Regions from separate parts of the Homo sapiens genome. Here all the other regions are linked to region 1. The links are chromatin loops, found by intact Hi-C in ENCODE. Cell type or tissue: gastrocnemius medialis. All regions are shown on one strand. Each heading gives the region's core, and the rest is flanking DNA. Links, peaks and the distances in the headings are about the cores only.

Region 1 (7,715 bases), core at 1,316-6,315:
CCTTTCTCCAGACGTTCAGCTGTGGTCCGCACTCTGGATTGCTCTATCTGCCCTGCGGACTGGATAGAGGCTCAGCGTAGATGCCCAGCTGACCTGACATTTCCTACCCATATTTCCTAGTGTTTCAGGAGCAGGCAGAGACAGACCTGATTCCTTTATCTCGGGGCTTTCAGATTACGGAATAGAAGTCACACTAGGAGGGCAATCAATAAAGAGTATATTTTGCTGTACAGATACCAATATGCACATATAAGTGCCTACAAGTAAAATCTGGGAATGTTTTTGATCTTAAAAACATTTCACAGTCATTAATCTTCACGACGCTCCTGCGGGCTGGGTAAATAGAGCAATTCCTATTTTATGCCAGGAAGAAATATTGAATTGCCTCCCCCAAGTCATAAAGAGGCTGTTTTTCCTCCTTGTTCCTGTGACTCGCGGTGTGGGGGGCCTGGGGCGCCTGGAACCCCTGCGATCCGCTCAGACTGACTCCAGGACGACTTCCGGTGTCCTGCGCGACCTTCTGTTGCGGGGAGCGCCAGTCCGCCACACCTGGCCGCGCTCTACCTGGAGGGGGCGGGGTCTCCTGCATTTCCCGGACCGCGGGGGTGCCCCACCCTGCTGCAAGGACGGGCCTCCTGGCGTCCGGGCTTCTGGGGTCCCGGGGTCCCGGGGTTCCTGGCTCCCGAGCCCCAGGTGAAGCCCCCTCCATCCCTGGGGTTCGCCCCTCTCCTCCCGGCGGGTGGACCTGGAGGCCCCGCCCCCGCGGGCCAGAACACCTGGCGGCGCGGCCCCGCCCCAGCTGTGCCCTCTTCCCCCCGCAGGGCACTTGGCGGCCCCACCCTGGCCCCTCCGCGGGCCGCGGTATCTGACACCCCCGGGCCCCCCCACCTCGCGCCTCGCCTTTACACTTGTAAATGGAGCCGCTTCCCGCCGCGGGGAAGTCGTTGAGAGGTGTGAGAATGGGCCCTGCCCCCTCCCCCCGCTCCGTGCCCACTTCCTCCTTCCTCCCGCTGGCCTTTGTGCTGGGCGGGGCCGCTCGGACCCGGGGCGGCGGGGGTCCAGCTAGACGCCGCCTCAAGCCAGCAGGGTCGCCGGCCCCTCTCCGGTCCGCGAGGCCCCGGCAAGGTAGGAGCCTCGAGACCACGCGGGACACCAGGTTGGCCCCCAGCCCGCACTCGAGGCTCAGAGCAGGGGCGGGGACCTGGTTGCACCAGGCCAGAGCCGCCTCCACCCCGCAGCGGTCGCGGACTCCGGGCACTCATGGGGACTCCTGGGGTCGTGGTGAGTGGTGAGGTTCGTTGATTGACTGCGCGATGGTGGCTGAGTTGCAAGCAAACGGTAAACAGCGGCATCATTTCCACTTGACCGGCTTGGGATCTCGTCTCCTGGGCAGTGTTTGGGGGTGACCACGGTTCTTGGATAACCTTCGAATCTGGGTGTTTTCCTTGTAGTACAAATAGCGCAGTGGCAGTTGCTGTGGGAAACAGCGAGGGCCACTGAGACCTTCAGCAGAACTCCACGTCGAGGACGAGTGACATTTGCGCGCCTCTGCTGCGTTCTCTGCTGTTCACCCCGGCGGCTCCCAACACCTGAAGCCTGGCGAGGCATGTGACTAGAGGTTGTCCGAGCGCAGAGTGGTAGGACGGTGCGATCTGGCCCGTTTCGTCTTGCCCTCGTCTTCTCCATGGAGGAATTTCTGTGTTCGCCTCTATGTTTTGCAGACTTAATTTGGTGCTCCAGAAACTTATGCAGCCATTCAAGTGCGCTCTACCTGTTATTCAAGTAACTAGAGAGCAACCATTTCTTGAGCACTTACTTAGTGTCTGGCACTAGCTCGCTGGGCCATTGTGTGTTGTTGCGTTGCCCTGACTCTTCATTGGTAAAACAGTGACTAACTATCACCTGTGCCTCTGCGAGGACAGCGCTGTGCTTGGCCAGGGCTGGAGAGCCGATCTCAAGGCAGGTGTCTGGCCTTTTCCTGGACATAGTGAGTCTGTGATCCAGAGTCTGACCCACGTATTCAACGGGGCCTGCCTCAGGCTTCCAAACAGGAGCCAGGCTGTTGTGAATATTCACTCCAAAAGTGCAGTGAATGTAAAACATCCTAGAGCAGGAAGTGAGGCAGGCCCCGTTGAATACGTGGGTCAGACTCTGGATCACAGACTCACTATGTCCGGGAAAAGGCCAGACACCTGCCTTGAGATCGGCTCTCCAGCCCTGGCCAAGCACAGCGCTGTCCTCGCAGAGGCACAGGTGATAGTTAGTCACTGTTTTACCAATGAAGAGTCAGGGCCAGGGAGCTTAGGTAATTAAGTCTGGCTAGTTACTACCAACTTCGCCTGGCTCTGGCTTCTCTGTGGCTGACCGAGGCTTCTTGTGGCCTTTGACTGGGACACGGGAATGTCTGGGGATGGCTTTGCCACACTAACCAAGACTAGACTCCTTCTTTCCTCCCAAGCTGTTTCTCCCTTGCCCTCATCTGTGTGTCTCTGATGCAGCACCACCCCACACTCCAAGAATGCATGGGCACACTCTCCTGGGGTTATGTGTGTAGCTTTCACAGTGCTTAGGGTTTCATGTGGTAAAATTGGATTTAGTGGCCAGGTATCATTTCATCAATAGGTAAGACCATGTTTGTGGTCTGGGATAGTGTGATCTCAGTTGCCCTCCACCCCCCATCTCCCTCGAGGGAGGGCTTGGGTCCATGGGATGCACCCCTCCCCAACTCTGGTTGCCTCTGGCATTCAACTGGAGCCATGTGCACACCTGAAATAGGATCTGGTTTGTGGGTTCCACGTTGGGGAGTTGGGGGTCAAGAGACAGGGAAGATGCTTAGGATTTCTCCTAACTGTGATAGTCTGTTTGCACCACTCCTGTGAAAACCAGGGAGAAACTAGGTTTTGCCGGGTGAACTTCCTTTGGGTCGCTCCCCTGCATCCGTGTGGTGTGGGCCTTAGAAAGGAATTTGAATTAATACTCCTGAACAAAGGGAACAGCCTTCTTTTCAAAGAGGCTATCAGAGAACTGACAGGGAATGGCACAGAGTTGGGTGTGTCTTCAAATCCAGAGACCAGCCCCGCTCCACCGGAAGAGTACCCGGAGCAGGTGATGCGGGAGCTCCCAGGTTGACCTTGGCTTTCCATAGAGGGTAAGGTCCCCACAAGGTGAAGGTTTTCCTGAAAAACAGGCTTTTCTTTATAAGATTACCTTCCTATTCTACAACCCTTCTCTTCTTTTTGTGAACACGTGTGTACACTTGTGAGCACATGTGTATTCTGGAAATCCTTGGTTTCCGCTGGGGCTCTGGTGGGGCCGGGGGTGGTGTGGATGTTGGGTGCCCCCCGCCTCCATCTTGGCCTTTGGATTCTGCTCTGTCTTGTGGATGACTCAAGGAAGTGCTGGGAGGAGTCTCTTGACAAATCAGTCATGTGAGTCCCGGTGTCCTGGCTCACCTCCAGCTTGGGTATGAATAGAGTCAGCCCATTTTAAGTGCCCCCTGCAGTTTTTAAACAGGTCTCCTTCCACTTCACTCCACCTGGAAGAGGGTGGTGGGGCCAGGATCATCCCTGGGCCAGCCCTCTCCTTTCTGTGGTGCCTCACTGGGACACTGAGAAGGGGGAAGCTGCTTTCTCAGAGGCTGTTGCTTGGAAAGTGGCATCTAAGCATGAGAATGACTGCGGCGTGCAGGTTCCCATGAATGGTCATTTCCTGTGAGCCGGGCCTTGTGAGTGGTCTTCCAGAGCCCATGTCGTGTCTATGGTGTGTCCCCTGTCCTGTTCCAGGTTTCAGGGATCCTTTGCGCTGGGCAGAAGATCCACTGAGCTGGCATCCAGGTTCCTCCAGCAGAACACGGCGCAGTGGTGGACCTGCCGCAGCTCTGAGGCCAGCGAGCCAGTTTTCCCCAGCACCCTGTTTCCCAGCCCTAGCATCTTCAGAGTGTCCATTCTCCTCGCTCCTCCACGGCGCATGCTTTTCACTCAGGGTTGAGGATTCTTTTTCCTCCACTTGCACACATCCTTCTCATTTCTCAGCTAAGCCTGGGATTAAGAATGAGGCTTCAAGTGACAAAAGCCAGGAGATTTCACAATTAAAGTTGGAATTGTGTCTGCAGTGATGTCTTCCTCAGCATTTAAGGAAGGCCTTGAATAGTGGGTAATATTTTTCTATCCTAAATTGGCCACATGGCTCCAAATAGTGGGCAAAGGAAGACACTCCTGTGGTAAATTCGAGAATGTCTTAGTTGAGGCTCTCATGTCCGTAGAGGATGAAGGGAGGGGGGTTATGACTCAACCCAGTTGTGCTTTTGGGTCCCTGGTTGTGTCCCAGTCAGGCCCGAGAGCTTAGAAGCAAATCCCGTATGTTACTTGGCCCCTCAGAGCAGTCTTTTAAAATATTTCTCAGCAAGGAAGCTTAAAAAGGAGTTTACTTTCCTAATTCTCTTTTGTTTTCTAGAGCAGCGGGCAAGGTGGGAGGGAGAGCCTGGGTTCGCTGTGGTTAGTGGGAAGGGGGCTGCAGCAGCACATGGACCACCTTTTTGGTCACGCCTGTAGCTGGGAGTTTTGCAACCTGGTGGTTACTTGGCATGTCAGGGTCCTGGCTCAGATCCAAAGTTTTGCTCTAGGGGCCCCGGCAGCGCACTTTGAAAGCACTGAGCTAACTGCTGTGCTCACTTTGGTGGCTGGTGACCAGAGAGGTCCCACTGGAAGGTCGTGAATGTCTTTCTTCCTTTCAAACACTGAGGCTCGGCCCAAGGAGAGATGGTCCTGCCCTCCTAGAGCTTAGTAGAGGCAAAACAAGGAAGTGTGGCAAAGAAGGGATGGAAAGAAATGCTGGACTTCTCTCCCACACTGGGAGGCCTTTGCAAAGGGCTTCGGTTTCTGAATCTGTAAAATGAGGGTAAGGAGAGGGTGTGTTGTAAGGATTCAATGAAGTAGTGTTTCTAAAGCCTTTAGAACTGGCCTGACGTACCGTATGTGTTTGTTAGAATTTTTTTTTTTCCCGAGATGGGGGTTTCACCGTGTCGCCGAGGCTTGGAGTGCAGTGGCGCAATCACGGCTGACTGCGGCCTCGACCTCCCGGGTTCAAGCAATTTTCCCATCTCAGCCTCCCAAGTAGGTGGGACTACAGGTACAGGGCACCACACCTGGCTAGTTTCTGTATTTTTTGTAGAGATGGGGTTTGCCATGTTGCCCGGACTGCTCATGAACTCCTGAGCTCAAGTAATCCTCCCTCCTTGGCCTCCCAAAAGTGTTAGGATTACAGGTGTGAGCTGCCAAGCCTGTCATGGTGCTATGTTAAAAATACCTGGAAGATGTCGTGCCCTGTGGTAGGGAAGGGGAGTGGCTGGTGGGGCTGGCTTAGTTTGGGAGCAGCCGTCTTCTTTCTCATTGATTCCTGGGGCCCAAAGCAATGAACTGAAAACTGTTCACGAGGTTAATTTTAGTCTGTGGGATGTTACTACGTATTAGGTCACTCCAAGAAACGCTCAGTAAAATATTTACTTTCTATTTAAGACCTACTTTCTCTTCCTGGAGAAGGAAGAAAAAAACTGCCTTGCCTGATGGGCAGCCAGGGTGGGGGCCCAGTGCTGCCCCAGCCACCCTGCCCAGGTGAAGCCTGTTGAGAAGGGTCGCTCAGGTTTGAATTCTCCTCTACTGAGGCCTCAGTACATAAACCACAGTGAACGTGGGCATGACAGGCCACATTCCGAGGAGCATATTTGTTGAGGAAAAGGAACTGTGTCTGCCCTTCCCTCTGTGCACACGTCATCATCATAGCTCCCTTCACCCTCCCAGGTCCCTGAGGAATGGGTGCGTTTGCCGGTCAGTGACCAGGGCTGTCGACTTGCTTGGTGGCATCCTGTTTGGTTTCTTGTGGGTGCTCAGTCAGCAGCAGCTGTGGTAACTGGACCAGGTGCAGCTGGGTGGCAGATCTGCTGTGATGTTTGAGCATGTTCCTGACCCCAGGCCCTGGCAATGGGGTGGTAATTAATCATGTCCTCCTAGGATATTCATTCACAGATACTGACTGAGCACCCACTAGGGGCCAGGCACAGTACGCATGTGCGTACAGCATCACCAAATGTCTTCTGATTGAAATGTTCAAATATCTTTTCTCCACCCAGCCAGTGTTAACTGCTCTGTGCTTCCTGTGGGGCTCCAGGTGTGAATAGTAGGTCATGTGCGTGAAATGGCAAGGTGGGGTAAGGAAGGTGCCTGTCCGGCAGTTAGTTTGTCACCTTCAGAGTGGGCTGGTCATTTCATGGACCAGCAGTTTCTTTGGATTCAACTCATGCTATTAAAAAATCTCACTTGGAGGCCAGGTGGGGTGGCTCATGCCTATAACCCCAGCACTTTGGGAGGCTGAGGCAGGTGGATCACCTAAGATCAGGAGTTTGAGACCAGCCTGGCCAACATGGCAAAAACCCTGTCTCTACTAAAAATACAAAAAATTAGCCATGCGTGGTGGCGCGCACCTGTAATCCTAGCTATTTGGGAGTCTGAGGCAGGAGAATTGCTTGAACTCTGGAGACAGAGGTTGCAGTAAGCCAAGATCGTGCCATTGCACTCCAGCCTGGGCAACAGAGCAAGACGCTGTCTCCAAAAAAAAAAAAAAATCTCACTTAGGGCCGGGCATGGTGGCTCACACCTATAATCCTAGCACTTTGAGAGGCCGAGGCAGGCCAGTCACCTGAGGTCAGGAGTTCAAGACCAGCCTGGCCAACATGGCAAAACCCTGTCTCTTCTAATTAGTTTTGGAGAAATTGATTTTGTAGATTATATTTTAGTCTCTTCTAGAAATACAAAAATTAGCCAGGTATGGTGGTTGGCACCTGTAATTCCAGCTAATCGGGAGGCTGAGGCAGGAGAATCACTTGAACCTGGGAGGCAGAGGTTGCAGTGAGTCGAGATCATCCCATTGCACTCCAGCGTGGGCAACAAAAGCAAAACTCTGTCTCAAATTAAAAAAAAAAAAAAATCTCACTTGGAAAAGCAAAATGGTCCTTGAAAATGCCCTTGGGAAACCACCCATGCTGGAATGCAAGGGCATCTCAGCTGGCCAGGGACCAGGGGTCTGGGGCCAGAATGTCATATTCTTCAATTGCAAATCCTGGAGAGTGTGCACAATGAATAAGATGTGGGAAGTGCTCCCACGCTAGCTGTTTGTTACCATTATTATTATTAGGGACGGTGGTGCTGGTGGTGGTGGTGGTGATAGTAGTAGGATTCATGGCAATCCCAGTAGTTATGGTGGCGTGAATGTCATTGAGAAAGACAAATCCTCCCGTCAACTGTGCCTTCTTCTTCCTAGCAGGGAGTGGCTGTTTGTGCCCTGTTTTATCAGGAGGGAGCAGATAAGTGCTAGCAACCTTCTCTGGCCCCCTGCCGTGCCCTGCCCTACCCTGCCCCAAGGGACAGCAGATACCTTTAATACTACGAAGCTTGGGTGGGCTTGGTGGTTTTCACGAGTGACTCAGTCAGTCCCCAGAGAGGCCCTGGTACCTGGGGTTGGGGGTGCTCAAAAGGTTGGCTTCTGGAGCAGGGGCGTCCCCAAGGCACCCCTGGCCAGGAGTCTCCTGAGGGCCCCACCCTTCGTCCCGATGGAGAAGCCCTAACATCTGTATTTTTAGCCACCTCCTCCAGGGGGTGCCTGATGCAGCCAGCCCGAAACTGCCAACAGCAGCACACAGACTGGCTTTCTTCAAAAACAAACCA
Region 2 (7,715 bases), core at 1,318-6,317, 65 kb after region 1:
GCAGGAAAGTAACTCAGGCACCCGAGGCTGCTGAGCCCAGAGAAGAAGCACCTGTCCTTGGAGTATTGTTCCAGGAAATGGGGAGGCAACCGGTTCCAGAGGGCAGAACTGGGTTGGGAGACAAGGAAGCACAGTTCTTGTAAATCAAGAAAATTTGTAAAGCCACATAAGCTGTCCACCAGTGAGAGAGAGCATGTACATGCTGTGAGCTGCAGTCAGGCCGCCTGGCCACAAGGCATGTTGTGGCATGCTGTGGGAGTCGGCGTTGAAGCATCCCAGAGACCTCTTGTGCTTAAACAAAGCTGAGTTATTCAGCACACTCCTAGATGTGGGGTCTGATTGTTGGTCAAACTGAAGGACTCGAGAAAATGAGGACTAAGTGGGGGGATGAGAGACATGTGAGTGGGTGTTGGGCCAGTAGAATGACAAAAGGAGCAGGCCCAGGCTCTTTGGAAGACAGACCTTTGCCCTTCAGGGGGACTGGGGGAGTGTTTCCTGGCAGGTGTGGACATTCGTCCTCATGGATGTCTTCTTTATAATAACCTGTGGAGGACGGCCCAGCGCATCATGCCACTGACCTTCACTGATGCTTCTGTACTTAAGAAGTAATGTCCCTTGGCTGGGCGCGGTGGCTCATGCTTGTAATCCCAGCACTTTGGGAGCTGGAGGTGGGCGAATCACCTGAGGTCAGGAGTTCAAGACCAGCCTGGGCAACATGGCGAAACCCCGTCTCTACTAAAAATACAAAAATTAACCGGGCATGGTGGCAGGCTATAATCCCAGGTACTCGGGAGGCTGAGGCGGGAGACTCGCTTGAACCCAGGAGTTGGAAGTTGCAGGGAGCTGAGATCACACCACTGCACTCTAGCCTGGGTGACAGAACGAGACTCTGTCTCAAAAAAAAAAAAAAAAAGAAAGAAATTGCCCAAATTTTCCTTTCAAGGTTGAAGTTAGGGCTGAAGAATCAGGGCTGGCTCATGATCTCTTCAGACTCAGTCATCCATCCATTCAGAGATCGTGTGTGTGGGCGCACGTGTGTGTCGTGGACTGTTCCTCAGGATCCGCAGGTGCAGTGGCCGCGCTCCCACTGAACTTGTGTTCTAGAGGCGGAGCCCCCTCCCTGAGGGCCTGGCTTTCTCAGTGTCAAGTGGAGAGCATGTTGTCTTAGTCTGCTTTGGCTACTATAACAAAATTCCATAAGCAGGTGGCTCATAGCAACAGAAATTTAATTCTCACAATTCTTGGGAAATCCAAGACCAAGATGCCAGCAGATTCGATGTCTGATGAGGGCCCAAGTTCTGGTTCAGAGACGGTACTCTCTCGCTATGTGGAAGGGTCAAATGAGATCTTCCTTTTTTTTTTTTTTTTTTTTTTTAAATAAAATTTTGCTCGATTGCCCAGGCTGGAGTGCAGTGGTGTGATCTCGGCTCACCGCAACCTCCACCTCCCAGGTTCAAGCGATTCTCCTGCCTCATCCTCCCAAGTAGCTGGGATTACAGCCGATTACCAGCACACTTGGCAAATTTTTGTATTTTCTCCTGCCTCAGTCTCCCGGGTAGCTGAGATTACAGGGATTGCTGGATCAAAGTTTACCACGCTCGACAAATTTTTGTATTTTTAGTAGAGATGAGGTTTCGCTGTGTTGGCCAGGCTGGTCTCGAACTCCTGACCTCAGGTGATCCACTTACCTCGGCCTCCCAAAGTGCTAGGATTACAGGCATTAGCCACCGAGCCTTGGCCAAAAGAGCTCTTTCATCAGGCACTAATCCCGTTCATGAGTGCTCCACCCTCATCATCTAATTACCACTCAAAGGCCTCACCCTCTAATACCACCACCTTGGGGATGAGGCTTTCAGCATAGGAATTTGCAGGGGGACACAAACATTAAGACCAGAGAGATACTTTGGACTGAGGGGACCCTTTGGTGAGAACACAGGGAGTGGTTCTCTGTGGGGAGGCTGAGATTGGCGTGGCAGGAGGAGGCCAGCCATGGGGCATCTGGGGAAAGGTCTGGAGGCCGAGGGGCTGTACCCAGGGCAGGAGCCAGTGCGGTTGTGGCCCTGTGAGGGCAGACCCGGATCTTGACCACGAAGGCACTGGGCGTTGCTGGAGAGCTTCCAGACACTGGGCTAGGATCACATTTCAGTTTCCAGTGAGAATCCTCCTGGGTGTCTCTGGAAAATGGCTTGGAAGGCATAAGAGCAGAAACAAGGGGATCATTTGAGTGAACTCATATAGTAGCAGAGCTGTGCATTGAGATTACCCACACCCCAGCTGCGAGAGTCCCTGTTAATGCAAGGTGGCCAGTTTAAAGCTGACAGGACTAGATTTCCCCATGGAGTGATTTGCTGAAGGCTTTGGGCTGGAAGTTCCAGCGCCCGCAGAAAACTTACTGTTGGAGGTTCTTCGCCCTCGTTTCTGAAGGAAAGCTCCCAGCTCTGCCTGGAGCCTGGGATGGAAATTGTCTCTGGTTAATAGGATCTTTAAGACAGCTAAATCCTGCACTAAAGACTTGATGCAACTGCTGTTGCACACGGAGGTGGCTCCCCTGCCATATGCCCGCAGAGCTTTCTTTCATTGTCATTACAGAGAGTCAGGCGTGTGTACAGGAAGGAGACGGGATCCTGCCGTAATGACTTTGTCTTCACCATCTTTTCTCAGCTGCTTAAATTGCTGTCAGGGCAGCGTAGGAATCTTAAAGGAGGGAGTTTTCTCTCATATAATTATGCTGTTGGTAAAAATGTTGGCGGCTTTTCTCTACTTTTCCCCTTAGCCACCAAAATAAAACTCTTTATCTTGGAACTCGGCAGCTGTTTGCAATCCGCCTCATTTCTCCTGCTGATGTATTGGTGTCGCAGCTTGGGTGATGGGTGGTGACGTGAGGGTTGAAGGTAATTTCTGTCGCAGTCCCATGGTCATGAGCCAAGACCTGGAGTGCTGGAGGTGCGCCAGGTCGGGTCATCTTTGGGTTTTGCCCAGTGAGCTGTTGCTAAGGAGAGGGCTTTGTTTGCCTAGAGCTGGGGGAAATGTTCAAGGGCAGGCACACATTGGCAGAGATCTGCTGACGTGGCGACGGCGGAACTCATGGCTGTGTGTCAAGCCTGGGCAGTAACAGGTGGCGAAGGCCAAACCTTTGGGGGCAGACTTGGGGCAGCAGTGGAGACGTGTTTTGGGGATCTCAAGGCGTCTTGGTGGGAAAGAGTGCCGGTGGGTCAGGAAGGCGGGGGTGCTGGGACACTGCTGCTGCTTGGGTGGGGTCAGGACCTGCTACACAGATACCAGACCCACCCTCTGCCAGGGGACACAGAACGGGCAAGGAGAAGGGCTGTGCTTCTGAGTGCTTCACTGGTCTGGAAACCCATGTTTTAACTGGGGCCACCCCCGGACCCCTGAGACTGAGGTGGTGTGAACCTCAGGGCTGGGGAGGTGGCTTCCAGGGGACCACCTCCTCACGCCCTCCCTTCCCAGAGAGGATGGGGAAGGTTTGGGCGGGAGCCTCCGGACTGGTAGGGACTCCACCTAGAGGCCAGCCCCTCCTGGGGTAGGCACAGAGGCCTCCAGAGCGCCTCCCTCTGAGTCACATTCCTTCTCATTTAGTCACCTTTCCTTCCACGGGGCTGCTGTTGGCTCGAAATAGAAGGATGACTGGACCGTTCTCCGTGCAGCTTCTTCCCTGAGATGTTCCCCAAGCCCCTCAAGGCATCCTTTGTGATGCACTTCTAAACAGCAGCCGGCTGGGCTCACAGTGGCTCACACCTGTAATCCCACGACTTTGGGAGGCCAAGGCAGGAGGATTGCTTGAGCTCAGAAGTTCAAGACCAGCATGGGCAACATACATAACATCTCTACAAAAAATAAAATAACATAGTGGGCTCTCTTCTCTACAAAAAATCAAAAAACGTAGCTGGGGCCAGGCGCCGTGGCTCACACCTGTAATCCTAGCACTTTGGGAGGCCAAGGCGGGCAGATCATTTGAGATTAGGAGTTCTAGACCAGCCTGGCCAACATAGTGAAACCCCATATCTACTAAAGAATACAAAAATCAGCTGGGCGTGGTGGCGCATGCCTCTAATCCCAGCTACTCGGGAAGCTGAGGCAGGAAAAATGCTTAAACCAGGGAACGGAGGTTGCAGTGAGCCCAGATCGCACCACTGCACTCCAGCTGGATGACAGAGCAAGACTCCGTCTCAAAAAAACAAAACAAAAAAAACTTTAGCTGGGTGTGATGGTGCGTGCCTACAGTCACAGCTACTTGAGAAGCTGACGTGGCAGGACGGCTGGAGTCCAGGAGGTCAAGACTGCACTCCAGCCTGGGAGGCAGAGTGAGATCCTGCCTTAAAACAAACAAACAAACAACAGCGAGTGTATCCTGGGTGCTTGTTCGGACTAAGGTGCAAACAGAGGGCTTTGCGTTATGGTCTTTGATCCTGGTGGCATTTTCATTAGACTAGATGGTCACGGTAATGTGGTATCTTTTCCTTTTTTGTAGACAGGCGACTGAGTCTCAGAGGGCGGTATCCTCGCCCAGGTCGGGGGTCTGCACATGGCTGTCAGTGTTGTGTCCTCGGACAGCCCTGTCCTGGGAACTCAGAGGCTCAGCAGTGGTGCCTGTGGAATGGGCCTCTGTTTTCACCGAGTAGTTGACCCCATCTGGCACGACAGGGAGACTCTTTTTTATCCAGAAGCCAAATCAAGAGAGGCTTTTCTGAGTGACTTGGCTGTGCTTTTTTCCAGCTTTGGAAAGTATGTTGAGAATGCGTGCTGGCCCTGGTGGTCTTACGTTGTTGGTGTCAGATGTAAACTTGCGACGTGAAGGCAGAATTTAAGTCTAGCTTTATTTAGTCCAACACGTGTTCTGCAGCAGCCGCTGGCTGCAGAGCCAAGGGGATAACCATCCCCTCCCAGTACTTGCAGTCTGGTGGGGACCAACCCCCCAGAGAGATGGACCCTGTGCTGGCTCAGAGAGAGAGGGCACTTAAATCTTGCTTGGTGTGCTCTGGGAAACCCTCTCCTGGAGCATTGGCTTCTGAGCTGAATTTTCTGGAGTAGAAGGTAATGCCGAGGCCTGCTGGACATATGTCCTGTGAAAATTCTCAGAAAGGCTGGGTGCAGGGGCTCACGCCTATAATCCCAGCACTTCAGGAGGCCGAGGCGAGCGGATCATTTGAGGTCTGGCATTCGAGACCACCCTGGCCAACATGGTGAAACCCCGTCTCTACCAAAAATACAAAAAGTTAGCCAGGTGTGGTGGCGTGCACCTGTGGTCGCAGCTACTCAGGAGGCTAAGGCACGAAAATCACTTGATCCCACGAGGCGGAGGTTGCAGTGAGCTGAGATCATGCCACTTCACTCTAGCCTGGGCGACAGAGCAAGACTGTTTCAAAAAAAAAAAAAAAAAAGAGGAAAGCTGGCAGAATGATCATGGATACAGTGTGCAAACGTGACTTGTGCAGCCACCATACTCTCCTCATGGGGGAGTAAAAATTAGCTGGAAATGATACCTGAGGCAAGAGGCCTATTAAATCTTATTAATAATTGATTTTAGTGGGAAGTACAAGTTCAGTACATAAAGCAGGAGCTTTTTGGGGAAGTTACTGAGTTTTTTGTCTTCTCCAGAGAGAGGCCAGAAGGGCAGCATCTCCAAGGTGAATCTGCCCATTGGCTGTAAGGAGCATGGACGAGGACTTAAGAGGCAGCCCATCTGGCCACATCTCCAAGGCGAGGCTGTCCACTGGCTGTAAGGAGCATGGATGGGGATTTTGAAGACAGTGTGTCCCGGAGCCGGCCTGCAGAGACAGGCTGCCTGGGGGGAGGAGGGCAGCCCCCAGCTCCGGCGTGGCCAGCCCTGACCTTGGGCCATCAGGGAGGGCACGCCAAGCTTTGTGACTTTCAGGTCTGTTCCCTTGCCCACGGGCTGGTTCTGGCTGGTTTCTGGACTGTACTGTGGCCGTGTGGAATTCTCTGGCACACAGCAGCAGGTACAGAGCCTGCCCCTGGGCAGCGCTGACCATGCTGGCCTGGGGTTTGGATACTTGAGCCTGGGTAGAGACAGGGTGGGTTCTCGGTGGCCACTTCCTCTGCAGCAGCCAACAGCAGAGACAGAAGGAGGCCTGGGACCTTGCCCTGCCTGACCCGCCTGTCTTTCCATCTGAAGCGCCCCTGACATGCTGTGACTCTTACTTTATTTTTGGTAGTTTACCTTAAAGAGTAATGAAATCACATTGCAAAAATTTGGGTTCTCTGGGAAAATATCAGTCAATCTTGATTCTAAAACTTGAACACAATCACTGTGGCCATTCATGTCTATTTTTTTTTTCCCTTTAACTTTTTCTTTTGACATAATTACAGACTTACAGAAGAGTTGTAAGAATGGAACAAAGAATTTCTAATTACCCTTTACCTAGCCTCTCCAAATGACATTTTACCACATTTGCTTGTGTTTCTCTCATATACAGAAACACACGCACAGAGTATATAATCTTCAGATCCCTCTGAGATATTTGCAAATATATAAGGCTAAAGTATTTAGGGATGGAGGAGTTAATTTTTCCTAAACACAGTGCCCATTCTTTCACATAAGACAAGTATCAAGGTCAGGAAATTAACATTGATAATCATATCTAATATTCAGATCTTACTGATTTTGCCAGTAGTCCCAATAAGATCCTTTATAGCAAAAGAAACTTCGGATTCTGCGTTGCCTCTGGTTTCCTTGTCTCTTTAGTCATCTTTAATCTGGAACCGTTTCTTGTCCTCCTTTGTACCATGACATTGATGTTTTTGAAGAGAGCAGATGAGTCATTTTGTAGAATGGCCCTCAGTTCAGTTTGTCCTGTGTTTTTTCCTGATTGGAGTTGGGCACTTTGGGCGGGAATGCTCAGGACCCACTGTTGTTGTCAGCACAGCGGATTAGGAGGGCACATCATGTGAATTTATCTTATTATTGGTGGGGTTAACTTTGATCACTTGGCTAAGATCGAGTCCGTCTTTCTCCACTGTAAAGCTATTATCTCAATCTCCTTTTTTTTTTTTTTAAGTCCTGTACATGATTTTGTGCATCGTAACATACCAGGTCTGGGTATGGGATGTGGGAGGCAGCGCTGTGCCCTTAATTTGTGGAGGTGACGCATGTGCAGTTGCCTCCACTGAACGTTAAAAGTGCACTCCTGTGACCCTGAGTTGAGTTCAGAGACTCCTATCAGGTCAGAAGAGCTCCTGCTGTTGACCTGCAGGGCACAGCTTGAGACCTAAGTCTGGCCCTTCCAGATGGGCCATGGCTAAGGTTCCCTCATTCAATAAATAATTGATGACTTCAGCTGCTGTATGCATGGATTTCTTGCGTGACTATTTTTCCCCCTTTTTAAATTTCTTATGTGCGTCTGGAGACCCTTTGGCAGTGGGGCCTGGAGCTCCTTTTAGAAAAGATCCACAGGAGATTGTGTTTCCAATGATGACAGCCAAGATGGCACAGGTGGCAGCCCTCCCATGCTAGGGGTGTTGTCAGGTCGACAGCGCTCAATCCCCATTGTTCCAGAACGGCCAGAGGACAGTGACCAGGGGCAGAGGAGAGTGCACTCTCATGGCCCAGCCCCTCACTTAGCCCACCTGCCCTGGGCTGGGTGCACTGGTGGCTACCACTGCTTGGTAAGAGGTACGGGTGACAGATGTCTTGGTTGACGGTGTGGGTGTGTGTTTTTTTTTTACCCCTAATCCAA
Region 3 (7,715 bases), core at 1,318-6,317, 620 kb after region 1:
CTCAGAGCTTCCTGCAAGGCCCCTCACGTGATCCGCTTTTACAGACAGGGAAGGAAGCATGCAGGGGTGAAGTGGCCCAGGCAGGTCAATGGTTAGGTCGTGGGTCTGAGATCTCATCCCCTGCCCTTGACCCCAAAGCCCAGGCCTTTCCCCGGCCCTAGGCCAGGGCTGGTCAGGCTGAGAGCCTCCGGACCTCCCGTCTAAGCCGTCCTCGGCCTCCGACGTGCCGGTGCTGCCCTCTTCCTGCCGTTGGCTCTCTGCAGAGTCACAGATACAGGAGACTAACAAAACAAACTAAAAGACAAGCTACCTGCCCTGCTGCGGTAGAGAAAGACAATCCAGCATCTGCCTCCAGCTGCTGAGCTCCCCAGCACCGGAGGAAAGACGGCCATGCCAAATTCCCGGCATGGGCCGCCAAGCCTATGACATGCAGGGCGTCTTCTCTGCAATTGTGGGTGGCCCATGCAGAGAGACTCTCCTGCGTCACACTCACTTATCACGCCTAGGGCCTCTGAGGGGTTTCCAACACAGCAAAGGGCTCTGCTTTGCCTGGCCCACTGCCCCCAAGCTCCCCACCCCAGGCCCCCTGCATCCCCCGCCCCAATCCCCAAACTCTGCCGTTAGAGCCTGCATGGGCAGGGCATCGACCAGGGCAGATGTGGTCCCTGCCAACCCAATGAGCCTCGACTCATGGGAAAGCCCTGAGCCCCTGTGTCACTCCCTATGCCTCAGCCCCTGCATTCCATATCCCACTGAGTCCTCCTCGCGCACCCCTGAGTCACTCCAGGCACACACTTGGGGTCTGGCCCTGGGCTGGGGCCCTCTGCAGCGTGGGACCCTTCAGGCCACATGGTCTTGTTCATCTCATCACCCTGCACACTGCGGAGCACACGGCAAGTGCCTGCAAAGCTGGGCTGTGTCTTGGATATAGTGCGGGTGGCAGAAGCGGGCCACCTGGGTGAGGACGGGGGGTTTGTCCACTCACACGGGGGTAAGGGAGGACAGAGGCAGGGAAGAGCCATCTCCTCCTCGCCATGCAGTAGGCCTTGACCTTTACTTATTTAAATGAAAAGTCAACGTTTCCAATCAAGCGCCTATCCTTCTGGGAGGGGCTGGTCCCCAAGGCGTGCCACACTCTGTCCGGGTGACACTGACTGCCACAAGGTCATCGGAAGTAAGGGAAGCCTCCAGGCTGTGCTTGGGCAGACGCTCTCCCCTCCCCATCCGAGGACACAAACTTTTGGGTGACATGGTCCATCCAACCCCCCACGCCCCTGCCGCCCCCAACTCTGCACAAAGTGAAGGCAGGAAGCCGCTCTGGGGGGTGCATTTTGCAAATCAGAGCACATGGTCCCTGGGCGAGTTTTCCAAGCCAAGCAGTCTCCCTCAATGGTCTCAGTTTATGGCCCTGTGGTTCTATCCAGAAGTGTTGGCCTGGCTGAATCTGCCCTCAGGAATATCTCAGATGCCTGCAGAGGCCAGGCTGACAACCCCAGGCCGTGATGCACCCAGCATTCCACTCCCATTGCTTCCCTGAACTACCTCCTGCAGCCATGTATTAATGGAGCTCCTGTAATAAAGGTGCTGAGGATACCTGGGAAGTAAGTCCAAAATAAGTCCATTTTACAGATGAGAAAACTGAGGCTCAGTGGTCTTCCTGCCAGCAAGCAGTGGGGCAAAGATTTGAGCCTGGGCTTCTTCTCATTTCCAAAGTACAAGTCCCAGCCCAGTCGAGCACCTGAACATCCCAGAATGCCCCTTCCTCGGGACACTTTGCCACCACATAGCTAATCTTCCATAGGGGCCATAGGGACAGTTGGGACAGACATGCTGGCACTGTCCTGCTACACCCTTACCAGCTGGGTGATGCTGGGTGAGTCTGCAGCTTCCCTGGAAAACAGAGAAGACTTTCTATGCCTACCCAAGAGGCTTGGAAGAGAACCACAAATGCAGAAATGGCCTGGGAAGCTGAAAAGGTTTCTCCCAATAGGGAGGATTGTTGTTATTCAGTTTAACAAACGCAGAGTGTCCACCACAGGCAAGGTCAGGGACTTGGCTCTACATGGGATAGAGCGATAAGCAGATGGAGAGAGAATGAGGAAGCCAGGCTTCTCCCTGCTGTGGAAGGAAGGCATGAACGTGTAAAGGCATGAGGTGAGAAGGAACCCTGTGCTGCTGGACTGGAATCGGAGGCACTGCTGTGAGCTCGGGCTTTTGGGCAGGTCCAGGTGGGTAGGGTAAGCATGGACGCATGTGTGTGTCACACCTGCATACCATGCGCATCTTTCCTACCTCTGTCCACCGCCAGGGCCTGAGCAGCAATGCCCAGAGACAACACAAGCACACCTGGGGCCCTGGGCTGAGATTCTAAACAGTGCCCTCCACTGGAAGGAACTGGGGCTCCTTGGAGAAATGGCCGATTCCAGGGCTGAAGCAAAGACTGAACAAATGAACCTGAAACATCTTTTTGGGCCAAAATGCAAGGAAGGGCTCAAAGAACGGTGAGGATGTGCCGAAAGGTCACAGGGCCAGCCTGAAGGGGCTGCCAGTGCCTGCGTCGGGGACCATCTGAATATCCCAGTGATGACGGTTAACAGACGATAACCCACTGAATTACATAGGAAGCCACGAGCCCACACTGGCATACATCAATCAGTGGAAAGAAGAGAACATCTTTCCTTAAAGTAAAACACCAGGAGTAAATACAAGGAAGAATGATGGAGTTATTTGGCGACCATCATAGAAATCATTCATTCAAACAAGAAATACTAAGGGACACTAAAACTGGCAGATGAAAGTGGGACATCGCATCACCTCAAAGCATCTCCCCACAAATACGTATCAATCACAAAGGGGAAAAACACATTATGTGGTTGCCATTAAACAAGAGGTCAAGGTTAACATCAGCAATATTTGGGCAAACCAACATTACATGCCTATGAGAACAAGCACAGCACCACTTCTAAGCAATGCTAGCCCCAAACGCGTAACTTGGGTTGTATCATGAGAAAACACCACACAAAATGACTGTCTCGTAATCTTCAAAACTGGCAATCTGTGAGAACTGAGGCGAGGACAGGGAAGTGCTCCAGGACGGAGTCCAGAGAGACCAGAGAGAGCTGCCTGGCCCCGGACTGGGTCTTCCCCTCTCTAGAGGAGTTCATGGAATGATTGGCAAAGCTTGAATGGGGTCTGTCTCTGGGAGAAGGGTGTATGGAATTTCTTTCTATTCTGGAAATCTGAAAAATTATTTGAAAATGAGAAGGCTGCGGGAACTCCAGGGAGTGCCAGGTAATTCTTCTGGAGGTGAGACTGTGTTTTGGGTACAACAGAAACGAGCTTGACATGGCAGCCAGCCCACACCCCAGCTTGCACGGGATTAGCACATGACCTTGAGACGGGGTGTGGGGTTGGAGGGCAGCGGATCCCTCAGGCCCTTGCAATTGGGAGGACTCTGGAATTCCATCACCAGGGAAGGCCTTGAGGATATGGCAGGATCCAGGCAGGCCAAAGAAGAGGTGGTGGGACAGGTGAAGGGCGCAGACAGCATGCATAAAGGCTCCAGGTGGGACTGGCAGGAGGGGAGCTTGGCGGGTGGGCGTGTCCTCATCCCAGGGACCTGGCCTCTCCAAACTCGCAGGGAACACTGGGAGGCCCCCAATGCCCAGAGCGTGTTCTTAGGCCTCTCTCTGACAAGGTGCCAGGGAGACAAGAAGGACGGGCTGGTGAGGCTGATGAGGCTACCTTGGCCGCTCTGCCTGCTTCAGGCCCAGGGAATCCAGGGCTGCAGGAGACTCTGATGGTGGCCCTCGGCCCTGTGCGCTGTGGTGTTCTCCATGCTCATCGTCTGCACCCGTGAAGGGTGGCAGAGGAGAGGGTCAGTGTCCTGAGGAATGGGCAGGCTTGTGGAAGCCTGGCTAAAGCAAGCCCGTGGTTCTTGGAGCTGGGGCCCCAGGGCCCCGAGAGGCAGAGGGCACACAGGGCATGGGGGTGGTGCGGCATCTGGGAGGGAATGAGTGGGGTGTGAGCAGGCCCACATGTGTGGCCTGGGGCGTGGGGGGGTCTGGGCGTGAGTGTATGTATATGTGTGTGTGTGTGTGTGTGTGCATGCACTATGAGGCCAGCATGAGAGTGGGCACCTGTGGATGTGTGGCCTGGGCCTGAGAACCTGTGGGGCCTGGCGTGCGCACATGTGGATGCGGGATCGTGTGGGTATGGGGGCCCCTCGTGAGCACACGTGGGCCCGGGTGAGTGTATGTAGCTGTGCGTGCATCGGCCCTGGCTCCAGCAGGCCCGGCCTGTCCCATCCCTGGCAGCAAGGCGCCCTCTTGTGGCCCGAGCAGGTGGCGTGGGGAGGAGGAAATGAGAGTGAACCCTGAGAGGTCCACCAGGCTGGGACGCAGGAGGGGTGGGGCGGGAGGCAGGAGGCGGCAGGCAGGATGCCAGGTGGGCATGCAAGAAGGCCGGATGCACACTGCCCTGGGGGCCTGGGGATCCTTGCTGGCCCCTGCCCACCGCTCCTGGCTTCACCAGGTTCCTCCCTCCCCGCATTGGGGTGTCCTCTCTGATGCAGGGCAGACGGGCTTGGACGGCCTCATGGGATGCATGCGGGTGGCCTGGGCCCTGTGGCAAGGCACCTCTCCAGCCGCCCCCACTTGGGACCACACTGCCAAAGACCAGCATGCCATGTCTGCCCCTCACACCGCATCTGCAGGGCTGATTCCCCACACCCCTTCCCCGCTGGGGCAGCTGGGATCCTGCCCTCCCACAGGCAAAGAGAGTGCGTGGGTGCATGTGCGCATGTGTGTGTGTGTGTGTGTGCGTGTGTGTGTGTGTGTATGTGCATGAGCTGGTGTCTAGGACCCGCATGTGAGTGTGGGATGAAATGAGGCCATCTCTGCATGGCTCCAGGGAGAGGGGATGCTGGGACAGAGTGCAGGGCGTGGCCCCTCGTCCTCCCCCTCACGGATGGCTGTGGCCCAGGATGTTGAGTCTACAGTCATGGAGCCCCTGGCCCTCAGCTCCTGGATTAAACCCTTGGAAAGTGTAGAGCACTCCTCTGCACAAATTTTTGCTCAGTAATGAGGACAGACATGGGGGATGCCACAGTCGGAGAGCAGCCTCAGTGCCACTGACAGGGCTGGCTGGGAGGTTCCTCACCAGGAGGCCTATTTTCAGCAACTTTCACTCACCCATGAGAAGGGGGAGCCCTGGTCAGGTGGGAGCTGTGTGGGCTGCTCGTGAGTGGTGGGTGCATGGGTTGGTTTCTGTTTTTAATAACCCCGCACTTTCAGGTGGTTTTCCTTAAGAATCCCCCAACACCTGTAATCCCAGCACTTTGGGAGGCCGAGGTGGGCAGATCACGAGGTCAGGAGATTGAGACCATCCTGGCTAACACAGTGAAACCCCGTCTCTACTAAAAATACAAAAAAATTAGCTGGGCATGGTAGTGGTGGGTGCCTGTAGTCCCAGCTATTCAGGAGGCTGAGGCAGGAGAATGGCATGAACCCGGGAGGCGGAGCTTACAGTGAGCCGAGATCACACCACTGCACTCCAGCCTGGGCGACAGAGCAAGACTCTGTCTCAAAAAAAAAAAAAAAAAAAAAAAGAATCCCCCAAATTCACAAACCCAGGGCAGGGGCGATTGTGCCATAAAAAATAACTCTTATTCTTACAAAAGTGTTATGTGGTGGCCCCAGGGCCACTCCAGGGGACCAACAGAGCAGAGATCCCTGACGCTGGGAGGCCAGCTGGGCATCAGGAGAGGGGCTTGAACCTCCCTCCCTAGAAGGAAGAACAGCCCTAGAGGGCAGGGGACACCTGCCACATTCACTCGATCCCCCACATCCTCAACAGCGCCTGGCCATAGTAGGTGCTTGGTAAATATCTACGGGGACCAGGGGACTAACAGAGGACAGGGTTGGGCCTCCTCCCGTGGGCAGTGGGGACCATAGAGATTTTAAAGGCAGTGGGGAAGGCCAGGCACTGTGGCTCACGCCTCTAATCCCAGCACTTTAGGAGGCTGAGGTGGGCAGATCACCTGAGGTCAGGAGTTCAAGACCAGCCTGGCCAACATGGCGAAACCCCGTCTCTAGTGGAAATACAAAAATTAGCCGGGTGTGGTGGCAGACATCTGTATTCCCAGCTACTTGGAAGGCTGAGGCAGGAGAATCCCTTGAACCCGGGAGGCGGAGGTTGCAATGAGCCAAGATCGCACCATTGCACTCCAGCCTGGGCAACAGAGCAAGACTCCGTTTCAAAAAAAAATAAAATAATAAATAAATAAATAAAGGCAGTGGGGAAGGTCAAGTCTACCCTAGAAAGCCACCATGACCATGTGGTGGACCACACCCACGGGGTGGACAGAACCCCAGAGTCAGTGTACGTCCCACCAGCCTGGTCTAGCAGGACAGACCAAATGGGAACCGTTAGGGAAATATGCCATACGGGAGCCACCACCATGGCGGGCCCTCACTCTAGGGGCCGAGCTTAACCCTCCCCTGTTCAGCCCACACAGCTGGGGCTCAGCCCCACTTGACACATGAGGAAACCCAGAGCCAAGCAAGGCAAAAAGATCATGCTCAAGCCGGGTAATCCCAGCACTTTGGGAGGCCAAGGCGGGGAGATCACTTGAGCCCAGGAGGCTGGGCAACACAGGGAGACTCCATCTTTATAAAAAATTTAAAAATTAGTTGGGCGTGGTGGCATAAACCTGTTTCCCAGCTATTTGGGAGGCTGAGGCGGGAGAATCACTTGTGCCCAGGAGTTCCAGGCTGCAGTGGGCCATGATGGTGCCACTGCACTCCCACCTAGGAAACAGAACAAGACCGCATCTCAAAAAGAAAAAAACAAAAAAAAAAAAGCACAAAGAGATCACGTCCAAGGTTACATGGTTAGCACGCGGCAGGGGACTGGGTCTCATACCCAGATTCTGGCAGTGCTCTTGGGGTCTCCGGGCAGCTGGACTCCCCCTCTGGAGGGTGGGGCTGGGCTTTTCTGTCTCCCTGCTGCTCTGGTTTCAGCCCCCGGGCTCATGAAAAGTCAGGGAGAGCACCCGGGGCTACCAGGCTGGGCCTGGGCAAAGGGCACCCCAGCCTGGAACTACGTTTGGAGCTGGAGTAGGGGGCCTTGTCCCTGGCTGTCCCCAACCTGAGGACAGTGGAGCTAGAGGAGCACACCGGGTTCACATCCTGGGACCCACCCATGACACAGAGGAACCTGTGCACAAATAAAACCACTGCTGCAAGATGGTTGAAAATAAGAACTGCGTCCAGCTGTGCCTGCAAGGACAGGAGTCAGGGGCCTCTGAGCCCCCTTTCCTTCCTTCTTCACTTTTCCAGGCTGGAAAAGATGTAGCAATCAAAGGGTCAAAAATGCAGATTCCCTGATGCATCAGAACACAGCAGCAATGGTGAATGCTGTGGGGGATGTGCCCTCCCCTGCCCCTGGGCTGTAAGCGCCACCAGCCCTGGCCGTGTCCCCGAGCCGCAGAGCAGCAGCGGAAAGGCAGAGGCCAGCCCTGTGGGCAGCGAGAGGGCTCAGGTGAGACTCCAGGTCTCAGAGGGGCTCTGTGGCGGGCAGGCTCTGGCAGCCCTGGGGGCATCCAGCAGAGCCCAAGTGGCCCAGGTTCATGTTAAGGTTAGAGAACATTTTGGGCAGGTGGCCGGCCTGGCTAGGACGGTGGCCACAGCTCCTGCTGCAAGTTCACTGCGGGC

The links. Peaks named below come from ENCODE experiments on the same cell type or tissue, not always from the same donor. Only the 100,000 strongest peaks of a DNase experiment are listed, where the experiment ranks them.
Region 2: a loop joins it to region 1, with 3 times the contacts of the local background. A loop is called at or near these places in 29 of 110 quality-filtered maps.
Region 3: a loop joins it to region 1, with 3 times the contacts of the local background. A loop is called at or near these places in 2 of 110 quality-filtered maps.

What each region holds. Positions count from the first base shown.
Region 1 is chr10:125,145,184-125,152,898 of GRCh38, reverse strand. All of the region lies in intron 1 of CTBP2 (C-terminal binding protein 2), which reads left to right. Among named protein-coding and RNA genes, the nearest start is that of CTBP2, 12 kb to the left of the region's middle. RefSeq lists enhancers at 459-1,420, 3,305-3,599 and a silencer at 7,638-7,715. In gastrocnemius medialis, for the core only: no CTCF peak of the experiment used is centred there; DNase peaks (open chromatin) are centred at 2,288, 3,448, 3,882, 4,598 and 2 weaker places; H3K27ac peaks cover 4,927 bases.
Region 2 is chr10:125,080,274-125,087,988 of GRCh38, reverse strand. The region is part of intron 2 of CTBP2 (C-terminal binding protein 2); the gene reads left to right. Among named protein-coding and RNA genes, the nearest start is that of MIR4296, 51 kb to the right of the region's middle. RefSeq lists enhancers at 1-641, 2,298-3,125, 4,782-5,609, 5,610-6,438. In gastrocnemius medialis, for the core only: a CTCF peak has its summit at 3,522 (motif pointing left); DNase peaks (open chromatin) are centred at 2,078, 3,078, 3,598, 4,258 and 1 weaker place; H3K4me3 peaks cover 876 bases; H3K27ac peaks cover 5,000 bases.
Region 3 is chr10:124,526,920-124,534,634 of GRCh38, reverse strand. All of the region lies in intron 6 of LHPP (phospholysine phosphohistidine inorganic pyrophosphate phosphatase), which reads right to left. Among named protein-coding and RNA genes, the nearest start is that of LHPP, 69 kb to the right of the region's middle. RefSeq lists enhancers at 476-1,008, 1,009-1,542, 6,280-6,449, a silencer at 4,419-4,538 and a cis regulatory region at 6,364. In gastrocnemius medialis, for the core only: a CTCF peak has its summit at 4,329 (motif pointing left); a DNase peak (open chromatin) is centred at 4,324.